Linked DNA regions of Homo sapiens: region 2 is linked to region 1. A link is an interaction called in ENCODE POLR2A ChIA-PET data of the cell type or tissue named here. Cell type or tissue: IMR-90. All regions are shown on one strand.

Region 1 (4,000 bases):
GTGGAGAAGGAAGGTGGAAGAGAGAGGGACACCAGAGAAAGCAGACGAGGCCCTGAGAGAGAATCTGCAGGGCCAGAGGCTGGAGTCTGAAGACCAAGATAGGCACAGAAGCCTGAGCTGTCCCTGGCACGATGTGAGCAGGGCAGATGTTCCAATCTCCCTTCCCTCAGGTGTGGAGCGGCTCATGAAGCCCCTCCCTGTCTAGAAGCTGGTTCGGCCCATCTGATCCGACCCTGCAGGGAGGCAGGCAGAGGTGAGTGGTGAGAAAGCCCATTTCACAGGTGAAGAAACTGAGGCTCAGGAAGGTGGCGATTTGCGTCTCTATCTCATCTCGCCTGCCAGGGTAGAAGCTCCTCAGATTCAAGCGCCATTTAGTTCCTGCTTCTGTTTCCTCAGAGCCATGCTGTTGATTGAAAACAGGAGTGAGTGTTCCTCAGTGGGTTCCCAGCCCCAGCAGGCCTCACGCCCCCTTTTGTAACAAGTATCTTGCAATGCCCCTTTCCTATAATGGAATACAATTCATAGATTATGTGGTCTATTTATACACTACTAATTTTTTTTTTTTTTTGAGATGGAGTTTCACTCTTATTCACTCTTATTGTCCAGGCTGGTGTGCAATGGCGTGATCTTGGCTCACTGCAACCCCTTCCTCCCGGGTTCAAGTGATTCTCCTGCCTCAGCCTCCCAAGTAGCTAGGATTACAGGCATGTGACACCACGCCTGGCTAATTTTTTTCTTTTGTTTTGTTTTGTTTTTTTTTAAGATGGAGTCTCACTCTGTCGCCCAGGCTGGAGTGCAGTGGCGTGATCTCGGCTCACTGCAAGCTCCGCCTCCTGGGTTCACGCCATTCTCCTGCCTCAGCCTCTCGAGTAGCTAGGACTACAGACGCCCACCACCATGCCCGGCTAATTTTTTTTGTATTTTTAGTAGAGGAGACGGGTTTCACTATGTTAGCCAGGATGGTCTTGATCTCCTGATCTTGTGATCCGTCCGCCTCGGCCTCCCAAAGTGCTGGGATTACAGGCGTGAGCCACCGCGCCTGGCCGACGCCTGGCTAATTTTTGTATTTTTAGTAGAGACGGGGTTTCACCATGTTGGCTACGCTGGTCTTAAACTCCTGACCTCAGGTGCGCCTCGGCCTCCCAAAGTGCTAGGATTACAGGCGTGAGCCACTGCGCCCAGCCTATTTATTTATTTATTTTGAGACAGAGCCTCGCTCTGTTGCCCAGTCTAGAGTGTAGTGGCTCAATCAAGGGTTACTGCAACCTCTGCCTCCTGGGCTGAATCTATTCTCCCACCTCAGCCTCACCAGTAGCTGAGACTACAGGTGCACGCCACCACACCTGGCTAATTTTTTTTTTTTTTTTTTTTTTTTTGTAGAGACTGGGTCTCACAGTGTTGCCCAGGCTGGTCTTGAATTCCTGGGCTCAAGTGATCCGCCCTCCTCGGCCTCCCAAAGTGCTGGGATTACAAGCATGAGCCACCGTGCCTGGCCTTGGCCTTGTCTGTCTTTTTTTTTTTTTTTTTTTTTTTTTTTGAGACGGAGTCTTGCTCTGTCACCAGGCTGGAGTGCAGTGGCGCGATCTCGGCTCACTGCAACCTCTGCCTCCTGGGTTCAAGCGATCCTCCCTGCCTCAGCCTCCCGAGTAGCTAGGACTACAGGCGCACGCCACCAAGCCCAGCTATTTTTTTTTTTTTTTTTTTTTTTTTGGTATTTTTAGTAGAGACGGGGTTTCACCACGTTGGCCAGGGTGGTCTCCATCTCTTGGCCTCGTGATCAGCCGGCCTCGGCCTCCCGAAGTGCTGGGATTACAGTCGTGAGCCACCGCGTCTTTTTAAACCTGTAAATACTCAGGCCTACTCTTGTAGAAAAAAGGCTTCTCAAATTTGAAAGTGCCCGGGAGCCACCTGGGGCACATTCCTTGGAATGTGCAGGTTCTGAGTCAGCAAGTCTGGGGCTAGACCTGAGAGCCTGCATTTCTAACCTGCTCCCAGGTGGTGCCCAGTTGTTGCTCCTCAAGCTGGGAAAAGATGACCTTGGCTGCAGATCTGAGGGGCTGCGAAGCCCAGGGCGTCCAGTTCCCGAGGTGCCCTTCCGCCCAGAGCCGCCCTCTCCCCAGACCCCAGTGAGGGTCAGCCCTCTCCCAGGCCTGCCCTGATCGCTGCCCAGGGAAGCGCCCGCCCTGCCGCAGCCGCCCAGTCTGATTCCTGGCATCCACGTGGCAGGGCGCCCGCTGCAGCGACAGCAGTTCCCACGGGAGGAGTCGCACCGGGAATGGGCCGCGGGGGAGGGAGAGAGTGGGAGGGAGTGAGGCCCCGGGAATTGTCCTCTGAAGGGGCGGCGCATGGGCGTCCCCCGCCCTGCTAGCCCCATCTCCTTCCCTGTCCCTGCTTGGGTGAGTAAATCCCTAGTGCTTTGATTCGCTTGCCCCTCCTTCCGTCTCTCCCCACTTCCTCCTCGCTCGCTCGTTCCCTCTGCCTTCAATCTGAGCTGGGCCCTTGCAGTGAGGAGCCCACGGTTACCTGGCTGTTCCCTGCCCGCCACCTCCCTCCAGGTGGGAGGCTTATGGAGGGCTATTGCTGATCTGGGCAGGGCAGGGGCCGTGGTTCCTGGGGAGGACGGAGGAGGTCTCCCACCGTGAGAACGAGGCCAGGCTAATCTGCTCGCCCGGCGCCGCTGGAAGGCAAAACATGAGCCCCTAACAACAACAACAACTGTCCTTCCCTCCCAGGAGGACTGCACTCTGCAGTTTACAGGACACTTCTCTTGCCACTGTCATGTTTTATCCTCATAAACTCGGTGTTCTTGCCATTTGACAGATGGCAAAACTGAGGCCCAGAGAGGCCAAGTCACTAGGACAAGGTGCTAGAGCTCAGAGGACATTCCAGGACCTGAACCTGATATGCCATACATGTTTTAGGAGAAGCTTTCTGGGTCTTCTGGGCCTGGATTATCCAGGAATACCATTCCAACCCTTGAACGTGGGGCTCTAAATTTCCATCAGGATCCTTTTTTTTTTTTTGAGACAGTCTCCCTTTGTTGCCCAGGCTGGAGTTCAGTGGCGCGATCTCGGCTCACGGCAACCTCCGCCTCCCAGGTTCTAAGAGATTCTCCTGACTCAGCCTCTGGAGTAGCTGGGATAACAGGTGTGCACCACCTCGCCCGGCTGCTTTTGTATTTTTTTTTTTTTTTTTTTTTGAGAGAAGTCTCGCTGTTATCCCGCAGGTTTGAGTGCAATGGCTCTATCTCAGCTAACTGCAACCTCCGCCTCCTGGGTTCTAACGATTCTCCTGCCTCTGCCTCCCAAGTAGCTGGGATTAAGTCGCCTGCCACCACGCCCGGCTAATTTTTGTATATTTTAGTAGAGACGGGGTTTCACCATGTTGGCCAGGCTGGTCTTGAACTCCTGACCTCAGGTGATCCGCCCGCCTCGGCCTCCCAAAGTGCTGGGATTACAGGTGTGAGCCACTGCGCCTGGCCTGCTTTTGTGTTTTTAATAGAGACAGGGTTTCGCCATGTTAGCCAGGCTGGTCTCAAACAACTGACCTCAAGTGATCCACCCGCCTCGGCCTCCCAAAGTGCTGGGATTACAGGCATGAGCCACCCCGCCTGGCCACCATCAGGATCCTTAACTTCGAATACCAGAGCTGGAAGTCTAAACCATTATACAGAGGGGGAAGCTCAGGCCCACCGAGGGGAAGGGTCTTGCCCAAGCTCAGAAGCCAGATAAGGTTCTGACCCCCACTCCTTAGGGTCTCAGATGAAGTTTCTGAGCCTTTCACAGCTCCCTGTCTTTCCTGCTTGAGCAACTGGGGCCTGTGTTTGGGTACCGTGGGAGGGAGGGGTTAGGGCAAGAATACTCCAAATCAAAGCACCCGCCCAGCAGGGAAGGGGAGAAGTTTTAGTGCCTCTGAAAATACACTTTGCCTTTATGCTTTATTTCCTAAGACAGATATGTGTCACTAACGCAAGGAGATGATAGTGGGTTTTAACTTGCTT
Region 2 (4,000 bases), 200 kb before region 1:
CTCTGGGCTGAGTTTCAGATCCACTTCCCTGGGCTGGCCACATGAGTGTTTTGGAAATGCCTTTTCTAGTATCCCCTGGGCTGCCCTCTCAGTCCCCACACCCAGGGCTGCAGCCGAGGCAGGAGGAAGCAGTACTTGCCGTGGTTGACCCACATGACCCTGCAGTGTGATATCTGGCCTAACTTCTGAACTAGAAGCAGGACCTTCTCTGGGTTGACCGGGTATCTTCACTGGTGACTGTTTTGTCCCCAGCGAGGGAGAAAGCAAGGACTTCTGGGTTTGGGGAGAGCTCGTGAACCATGTTGCAGTTTGTCCCCGCTTGTCCTCATTGGGGGCTGGTAGATTGGCAGAAGAGTTTGGGTTTGGGCCGAGAGCTCACCTGGGTCTGGACTGGATGCTCCCCATTGCTCTGGGAAAAGGTAAGGTGCTCTCTAAGCCTTTCCTGCTATGAATGGCTTTGCTTCTTTGTTTGGCTTGGTGGATTGTTGCACAGGCCTCCAGCAGGGCTCCCAACTTCTGCCTTACTTCTCGCCCCCACACAACAGCCAGAGTGCCCTTTTGATTCTAACTCAGGCCTGAATCCTCCCTGGCCTCTGTCCCCTGCTGTCTTCTGTCCCCGTCTTCCCTCCAGGCATGTCATCCTCCGTGCACACTCCTACCTCTGGGCCAGTGCTTGGAATCCCCTTCCTGCAGGTGGCCTCATGGCTCACTCTCTCACATTAGGCCTCCCCTGTCCATCCGCACAGCATAGCAAACCACTCCCCTCCTGCACCTCTCTTCTCCCCTCATTTATCGCTCTCTGAAGCATTTGCCACCACCTGACATATTATGGTATACTTGTTAGTTTCTGGTCTTTGCCCATGAGAGCAGGACATTCTCCTCTGTTGCACCCTTAGTGCCTAGAACTCGCACCTGGTATGCAGTAGGTGCTCAATACTTATTGAATGAATGAATTGACAGTGTATTTGAATTAATTGACAGTGTATTTGCTGGGAGGCTGGAAACCCTAGTTCTGTCATTGGCTGGCTAGATGACCTTGAACCTAGCTGTGGGCCTGGGAGAGCTGTTAGCCTCTGGCAAATCAGGAGGCTAGGACTTGGTGGTTCCTGCAGGCTCTACAAGTCTTAGATTTCAAGTCTTCTCTGTCCCCCCACACAAGTCTGATTGCATATGAACTGGATTCATTGCCATGTGGGTGACACTGAGCGCCCACTGGTTCTGTTTGAGGGTCAGACCCAGAAACCATTGAGATGTATGGAGCAGAGTGTGACCCACTGGGAGCCCTTGGCCTTGGCAGTCTGCTCCTCAGGGGAAGGGCTTCTCTGAAGGCCAGAGCATCTGATGACGGAGACTTCAGAAGCAGCATGCAGGTGCCCACAGGTGTGTGCCTACTGTGCCACTCCTGGAAGCTTGGTTGATCTCAGGCCTCCCAGGGCCCCGTCATCTCCTTACCTGATCAGGTGCTACTCTGGCTATGGGGTGATGGTTAAAAGTATGAACCTCAAAGTCAGACCTGGCTTGGGTCCCACTTTAGCACTCCTGAGCCATGTGACCTTGGGCAGATTACTTAAACTCTCTGAGCTCTAGTTTCTTCATCTGTAAAGTGGGGAGCATAACTTCACAGGGTCCCAGTGAGGATTTGATGAGAAAGTACACAGGAACTGCTTAGCCTGGTACCTGGCCCATCCAGGTACAGTAGTACAGTAACTATCTGTAGATAGTACAGTAACTATCTACATAGTACAGTAACTATCTGTACATAGCACAGTAACTATCTGTACTTTGGATGTTGCTAACAGTAGTTTATTAATTAGGGCAGTGTCTGGCACATAGTAAGCCTTCAAAAGATGGTAGCTATTTTTCTGTCCCCTGGCAGCAGTTATTTACCGGGTACGTCCTTGGTGCCAGGTGCTGTGCAGTGTGCTGGAAATATAAAGCTGAACAAGAGAACATAGTCTATACCCACAGAGGAGCTTATGTTTTTTTATGTTTGTTTGTTGTTGTTGTTGTTGTTGTTGTTGTTGAGATAGAGTTTTGCTCTTGTTGCCTAGGCTGGAGTGCAATGGCACGATCTCGGCTCACTGCAACCTCTGCCTCCCGGGTTCAAGTGATTCTCCTGTCTCAGCCTCCTGAGTAGCTGGGATTACAGGCACATGCTACCACACCCTGCTAATTTTTCTGTTTTTATTAGAGATGGGGTTTCATCTTATTGGTCAGGCTGGTCTCGAACTCCTGACCTCAGGTATCCGCCCACCTCAGCCTCCCAAAGTGCTGGGATTGCAGGCGTGAGCCACTGCGCCTGGCCAAGCTTATGTTTTAGTGAGAGAAAAATAGCCATCACATAGACAAGTAGCTGAAATCTATACTAAATGTTATACAGGAAAGAAAGAGCATTGAAGTTCACTGTGTACAGAGTTGTCAAGGTAGGTCCTTCTGAGGAGGGAAGAGGAATCTGAGAAAAGGAACAGCAAGTGCAAAGGCCCTGAGGTAGGAGAGAGCCAGGCTTGTTATAGGAACTGTCATGGGCTATTGTGATGGGAGGAGCAGGAGCAAGACGAGAGTTTTGTAGAATGAGGCTGAAGTCCTCAGTAGGGCCCAGATCATGCCTGGCCTAGAAGGCCATGGTAGGGAGTTTGGATTGTATTCAAACTATATGGAAAGCAATTGGGAGGTTTTAAGCAGGGAAATGACATGATCTGATTGACATTTCCAAAAGTGGCTCTGGCTTCTGGGTGGACAGTGAGGTGACAACAGAGAGGATTGGCCATAGAGAGAGAGCCCTGATAGCTTCACTATCATGAAGCCATTCTCCCACCAGTGTCCAGAACTTCTAGAATGTTCTAGCCCTAAGATGGAGGAGGGAGCTTGAAGAGGGCTGTGGTAGGCAGCCTCCCTGGGGGACAGAGGCATGACCATTCAGCAGGCACAGGCTATTCTCTGAGGCAGCCAGGGTCAGGGGGTCTGAAAGCACTGCCTTGGGGATACCTGCCTACCTTGGGTCACAGTGACAGTGGCTGGACCATGCAGTTCCCCCAGCCCTCTACTCATTCTTCAGGTTGGAGCTTAGGATTGTCTCCTTCAGGTTGCCTTTCCTGACTGTGCTACTGCGTTCCCCTCCCCCACTAGAGCACACATCACCCTGTGTGGCAATTCCCTGTTTACATGTCTTGTTTTCCCCACTAGACCATAAGCCACAAGGGGGAGGGACTCTTGTCTTATCCGTCGTCATTATTCCTGCTGCTTATTGAAGGTGTTGCCTGCCACAGAGAAGACCTCAGTAAATATTTGTGGACTGAGTGAGTGAATGAATGAGTGAATGAACACTGCAGGATGGTTTGTCTCAGGTGACAGTCCACTAGTGTCTGCCTGAAGCTCTGTGTGTAGAGGGATTCTCTGGATGCAGAGGTTAGGAGTGCTGGGATCTATTGGACACATCTGCCATGTGCTCTGGAGGAAAGTATATCACAAGGATCAATTAGTGATGTCTGTTCCCGGTACTTATTGGGGAGTGGCTGCACTCATCAAGGAGCTGTGCCTCTGCCTCAGAGCGAGGCTGTATTCAAGATTTTGGTGGTGGTTGTTGGAATGACAGCGCCTGCCACGTGCTGTAGCCCTGTGCCGCAGGGAGCCCTTGGGGTGTCTGCTGATCTCTCTCCATCTCTCGTTCTAGCTGTCCCTACCTGGCTCGCAAGCTGACCCTTGCCATCCCCATCATCGCTGCCATCCTCTTCTTCTTCGTCATGAGCTGCCTGCTGCAGACAAGCTTCACCGACCCTGGGATCCTGCCCCGGGCCACTGTCTGTGAAGCAGCCGCCCTGGAGAAACAGATCGGTGAGGTTTCTACTCCCAGCTGAAGCTGGGTCTCCATAGCTCCACATTCCCTGACTTGGGAGGAGGCCTGGTTTTCTCTTCCAAAACTATACTAGGAACTGGGGATGCAGTCGTGAGCAAGGCAGGCTGGAGCTGACACTGGCACAGAGGGAGACAGATGATCAACAAG

Evidence for each region. ChIA-PET counts read pairs that join two places held together with the same protein. Peaks named below come from ENCODE experiments on the same cell type or tissue, not always from the same donor. Only the 100,000 strongest peaks of a DNase experiment are listed, where the experiment ranks them.
Region 2: POLR2A ChIA-PET joins it to region 1 with 8 read pairs; 3 of 35 experiments call an interaction of 5 or more read pairs at or near these places.

Annotation. Positions count from the first base shown.
Region 1 is chr1:27,029,434-27,033,433 of GRCh38, forward strand. LOC101928391 (a long non-coding RNA gene) reads left to right here and starts at 2,325. Exons shown (of 8, transcript XR_007065559.1): 1 at 2,325-2,396. In IMR-90, no CTCF peak of the experiment used is centred here; a DNase peak (open chromatin) is centred at 2,348; H3K27ac peaks cover 216 bases.
Region 2 is chr1:26,828,777-26,832,776 of GRCh38, forward strand. It overlaps ZDHHC18 (zDHHC palmitoyltransferase 18), which reads left to right. Exons shown (of 8, transcript NM_032283.3): 2 at 3,671-3,831. Among named protein-coding and RNA genes, the nearest start is that of ZDHHC18, 4.1 kb to the left of the region's middle. In IMR-90, no CTCF peak of the experiment used is centred here; no DNase peak of the experiment used is centred here.